Linked DNA regions of Mus musculus: region 1 is linked to region 2. A link is a loop called in an ENCODE intact Hi-C map of the cell type or tissue named here. Cell type or tissue: left cerebral cortex. All regions are shown on one strand. Each heading gives the region's core, and the rest is flanking DNA. Links, peaks and the distances in the headings are about the cores only.

What was found. A loop is a pair of places that touch in the nucleus more often than their neighbours do. Peaks named below come from ENCODE experiments on the same cell type or tissue, not always from the same donor. Only the 100,000 strongest peaks of a DNase experiment are listed, where the experiment ranks them.
Region 1: a loop joins it to region 2, with 5 times the contacts of the local background. A loop is called at or near these places in 2 of 42 quality-filtered maps.

The regions. Positions count from the first base shown.
Region 1 is chr13:82,314,838-82,317,765 of GRCm38, forward strand. No RefSeq gene overlaps it. Among named protein-coding and RNA genes, the nearest start is that of Gm24295, 270 kb to the left of the region's middle. In left cerebral cortex, for the core only: no CTCF peak of the experiment used is centred there; DNase peaks (open chromatin) are centred at 1,500, 2,159 and 2,524; H3K27ac peaks cover 1,623 bases.
Region 2 is chr13:82,560,597-82,563,524 of GRCm38, forward strand. No RefSeq gene overlaps it. Among named protein-coding and RNA genes, the nearest start is that of Mir3961, 140 kb to the right of the region's middle. In left cerebral cortex, for the core only: no CTCF peak of the experiment used is centred there; DNase peaks (open chromatin) are centred at 1,662 and 2,164; H3K27ac peaks cover 1,514 bases.

The sequences.
Region 1 (2,928 bases), core at 93-2,592, 250 kb before region 2:
CATGTGATGGAGAACTTCTTTAGTTTTCCTCAGACAGGAAGCAGAGAGAAAGAAGAAGAGCAAGCATCTAGAATAAGAGAGAGCTCCTGATGTCATGCCTCCAGGGGCCTGACTCCTTCAATATATATCACCTCCTAACTTTCCTACAACCTTCCATATAAAAGCACTCTCTGGAGTCCAAGCATGTGACAAAAGAGCCTGTGAGGGGCTGTTCCTAGCAGGCCACTCCTCAGTGCTTATGCTATTTTTCTTGTTCTGTTTTACTATTTGTTAAGTGATATGAATGCTCACAGAATACAAAGGTACAGGTTTTCTTTATAACTCTATCTTTCTAGCCTTCAATTGTTTGTTTTCTTTCCATTTGTTCTTCATCTCCAACTTATTAATATAAATTTTAATCTTTATGAAAAAATAAACACCATTCTGATCAGTACAACACCACTGAAGGAGAATTAAGGGCATAGATTTACTGTTCAACTGTTTATTGAAAATCTTTTCATCTATTTAACAGTTTAATAGCTGAATTAAAACATATACATTGTCTTTAAAACCATGAATCCAATTCATCTTATTGTCCAGAAGGTAAAACAGCTTTCTGATTCTCATATAGCAGAAATGTCATTAAATTCTCTTACTTTCAGGAATTTATATTTTACCCAGACATTATTGCAATATTTTGTTGTCCTCCAATCTTCTTTCCCTTTCCAATTTAGATTTCCTCTCACACTAGAAATCATAGAATTAAATGTAAGTTTCAGGTACACTTGCTTGAATAGGTCAGACTGGAACATATTAGTGATGAAATTAGCATTTGTGTATACTTTCTAATTAAAATGGAAATATTCCAGTGAAATAAAACACGCATAAATATTCTTTTCTGTTTTCTGCTTTGGTTGAGACTAAATCTTTCTATCTGATGAGTTAGAAGTGGATCTAAAATAGCTTTACATTCTCTGAAGCAGCATTTTAAATATAAAAGTACAATGCAGATGATTAAATTCATTTGGCTATATTTTCCACGGTTTTAAAATATGAGATACACAACAGATACACACACTTCTATTTTAGTACATATATTCATGCGTTTGTGTGTCTGTACTGAAATAGATGTGTGTGTGTTTAAGATGGACCATGTATCAACCTAAGCCAAGCCATATAAAATACAGTAGAAATAAGAGGTGAAGGAATTGAACATTCATATAACTAAATTTAATTTGGGTGGGATAATTACTGGTACATAGGATTCAACTGTTTTGACTGAGATAGGTTTTCTATCTTCCTTTATACCTTATACCTAAATTTAGTACTTTGAGATTGTAAAATAATTCTGAAATGATGGGGCAGGGGTTAGGTACTTTGAAGCAAGGATTTACAAAATAAAACATTACATTTCAGATTTAATTGCTCATAAAATTTCAATACAGCAATTGTTCAATGCCTGGCAGACTTGGTGACTCTTGTGCAGTACTCATGCAGGCATATAACTCTGCCCTGGGAGAGGATGGGAACAGAATGTATTCAAGCAATTGTTTTCTTTCATTTTTGTTGGCCTTGTGTTCTTGCATGCCTCTCTTATTTATCATACTATGCATGTTTTGGCCTTCTTTATGCAGTTCATGCTGTCCTTTGTCTAAATATCCTTCCTGAAGAAATGCTGAAATGTTTATATCCCTGCATTCTTCTGGAGCGCAGGACCTCAGAGATGCTCTTCACCTATACTCTAAGCATCACACTATCTTTATTTTCATAGCCCTTTGCTTTTTAATAGCATTGACATTTAAAAAAACACATTGTCTTGTTTGTTTGTTTTTACATGTTTTCCAGTAGTCTAAAATTCATGACAATGAAGACCTGTTTTGTGTCTCTGTTTATTCCTAGGGCAGAGATATGCCGGTACTAAGTGTACAAATGACTTTTAAGGAGTGACTGATTTTCTTTAACCCTCCCAGGACACCTGTCACGTGTGGAGACATAGGCCTTTGATGTCCAGGATCTCAGCTGAGATAGCTAATTCTTTTTTTCCTGAAACTTCTTTTTCTCCAAAGAAGTTGAATTTGAAGAATTCTGTAACTTTGGATTCAGTTTTTACTATCAAATTAAAGCTAAAAATGCTGCCAGGAAGGAGGGAAAGCCAGATTGGAGGGGGAGGAGGCGAGAGGTAGAAGAAGGGAAAGCCGAGAGTTGGGGGAGGAGATGGCGGAAAGATCCAGGAAACCTGAGGAGAAGCAACAAAAACCAATTAAAGTTAATGAACTACAGCTAAGCTTTTTATTTTAGATTTTTTTCCCCCTCACAGTGTACCAGCCTCAACTTGGAATTATTTTTCTTGGAGAGAAACTGAACTAGATTATTTCCTAACTACCCCCATGATCAAAAAAACTATCACTTTAGTCAACAGAGGCCTGAGGGTCTGTTTTGTGCATCCTCCTAGGGGATCTGTCATTTGGCCTTTAGCCTTGGTCCTCCCACCCACTGAAATCTGGCAAGCTTCCAGGATGTCACAAATTCTGTTCTCCTATATCTTCACATAAGCTGAGAGTCAGCCCTACTGAATAGTTATCTGGAGGCAGGAGGCGGAGGTCCAATTGTAGTATCTAATATTAGAAATAGAGACGCCTCCAATGGTTTTTGGCAGACTGAGCCTAGAAAGAGAGACTCTGGCTCTCCCACTCAAATGTCTTAAATAGTTTATATATCTGCTTGATTAACTTGGCTAGAGACATGGTTACAGTTAATATATTAGGTATAAAAGTTTAAAGAAAGATTCTTATCTCAATTATACCCATTTTCTAGAATAACGTACCCTGTCAAACCAGCTCTGATAAATGTTAATGATAATAAAACATTATTGTATAGTTACTTCATTTCTGTTGCCTGCAGAATATCCCCAACCTCGAATGGGAACAAGATGTACTTTGTGAGCATGTT
Region 2 (2,928 bases), core at 304-2,803:
CTCTATCCCAAACTGGGAATCCTAAAGTTCTGCCTCTGTCTTCCCTGCCTTGGCTGCTGGCATCTTAATTTACTAATCAGAGCCAACTAGGGCCAGGTTACCTGAAGCTACATTCAGACACTCATGTAAGCAGTTATGGTGACCCAAATTAACGTTAGAATAAAAGCAGTATTAGGCCAAACCCACTGCAGTCATTAACAGTGCAGCGTTCCTCCCTCCTTGGGCAGACTCTTCTGGCACTCAAAACCTTGGGAAGTGAATTGTTGACTCCTCTCCCACTTCTGGCAATTTTGTCCTTGTTATTGCCGAAAAAATATTTTAAATATTTTAGTTGCCTTGTTTCTTCTTGGGTTCTGTCTCCTTTTTTGGAAGTTGCACTACTGTTAATACTGAAGCTGTGGCTTTTCCAGTAATTTGATTAAACTTAAGCATAATATCTGGCAAAGAGAACTTTGCGAAGCAAACGCGGCACAAACACCTTGATTTATGAATCTTTAAAAAAAAATTCAGTTTTGATTACATGAATTGTATAAGATTCCGAGGCATTAAACACTGATACTAAAGAGTAAGGATTTGATAAGAATGTCAAATTTTAGTTAAACCATTCCCTTTTGGGTAGAACTGATAGACCTTTAACAGTAAGGAAGCTCTATACCATTTTTGATTCATAATTAGATTAAAGAGGCGCGTATATGTTCCATCATGTGACCAATTTTTAATCCAGATTACAGTTAAAGGAGCTCCTTTATATACTTGTGTTATTGCTACAGAGTAAGATTATACAGCCACCCGAGTTCACAGCCACACATGCAAGAAAAAGGCAGTAGCAATGGCCTATGAAGGATGAACACTTAACACCAATTAAAGACACAGGGGTTCAAGTTAAAAAAAATTGCTCTCCATATATGTGAAGATTTATACTGTAACATCAGGCAAGGTGGAAGCCCACAGGAAGTATCCTTTTTATTTTACTTTTTTTTTTTTTTAGAAAATAAGTAATTATTCAGGGTATGTAGCAGGGCAAACAAATTCGAACTGATAAGCTTGGTTGTATGACTTTTGCTTGGAGTACTCACATCTATTTCTAAGTATGCATTGCCATGAGCATTTATTTTTCTTTTTACAAACAACCCTATTAAAACTTTTAAATTTCAAATTGTTTTTAAAAGTATGAAGTGGCATTTGGTTTGATCCACGTGACACAGCCTATAAAGAGAGCCTTTTGTGTTAGATAAACATCAGTCAATTTTAATTTTCATTAAATTAATTTTCATTTCAAAATAATTTTATAATTTTCTGTTTGATGATCTTATTGAAAGGGATAGAATCATTTCTTTATTTCTTATGACAATATAAATAAATTATAATTTTAAAATGTATTTTCAAAGCAGAAGCACTCTGTCTCCATAAAATTAACTATTCCTACACCAGCAGGTTTGCCTGCACTGTCTAAGTATCACTATTGAGAATAACCTTGGGTGATTAGTTTTGTTTTGAAGCAGAAGAGAATTGTATTAAAAGGAGAAAAAAATGTATCCCGTGGGCTAAAATAAGGATTTTGTTTTAAGAACTGAAACTATCTCTGTAATTTGAAGCATAGCACCCCTAAAACACAAATAACCCAACATCGGCAGATGTCTCAAACCTTGTAACAAGAAGTTCCTTTGCTCAGTCTTAAAAATTACAGCACCCAAGCTCTTCTTTTCTCAACTACACCTCATGTAATTAATTCTGTTCCTAAATTAAGCACTTTTAAAATAAAACTCAGAAGTCTACCTTGGCCTTTCATCATTAAATAACCAACATTATGTCAGTGAATGAATCAGACACAACGCTTTTACCATGATGAAAGATGATGTATAGAAACACCCAAACAACAAACTGTATGAAAAAAATCTGCTTATATAATCTATTTTTGAGAGAAAAGACAGGGTTTCTAAAATGCTTCATACCTGTTTTCAACTAGCAAGGAATCAGGAATTATAAAAATTTGCACACATCCCGCCTGTCTCTTAAAATAGCACTAGACGTATGTGAAAACTTCAAACTAAAGCTTCCTCCCACCCCCACATTCCAATCCAGGACATTACAACCACAAATGCCTTGAGATATTGGCTGATTCACTCCTGTTCTAAAGCTGTCCATCTGGCTTTGAGAATGACTGTGATCTGAAGACTCAAGTTGACTTACTCGCTTTGCTTCCTGCCAGCTTAGATGTACTTTGTAGGTGGAAAATTGTTGGTCTTTGTCCCTTCCAACTTGCAAGTAAAATGAAGCTGCCAAGAGATAAACACATTCTAAGTTTATCATGCTATTCTTGGCCTCAAACTACAAGCCATAAGGCAACTATTGCTCAAGGTACCGTGTTTACAAGTGTTCAGTCCTCCGCTCTTTCAGAGACCCAACAAGATGGAATTTCTTCCTGCCAGCCTATATTTTCTTTCTCCAGAGCTTTCAAATTCCTCAAATGCTTTTTAAATAATGGGAGAGAAGGATCACCTCTTGAAAGCATCTTCAAGTTTTAGATAGCATTAAAATTTTTAGTATATTTTGAGGTTCTTTCCCCAAAGCACAAGAAACTGTTAGACTTCATCCTTCCTTCAATTAGTATCACTATTCTGTATTTATTATTGTTCTACTTCAGAGTGGATGAAACTGTATATTCATGTTCTTTTATATAAGTCTCTTAAACTGTTGTCTGCTTTTCCTTTGTCATAGCTAACTTCTTGCTGTTTACAGTATTTCATTTAATGCATTGGTTATTATAAAACTCTGATGTCTCTTTTAATTAATGGAATTTGCCCCTTGGGTTGATATATTAAAAGAATAACCTAATCAGGGTTTAAAAATATTCTCAAAACCTAAGAAAAAACAGTTAATTTAGAGATGTAGTACTGAGTTAACTTTCTTCACAAATGTCTTCCTGGC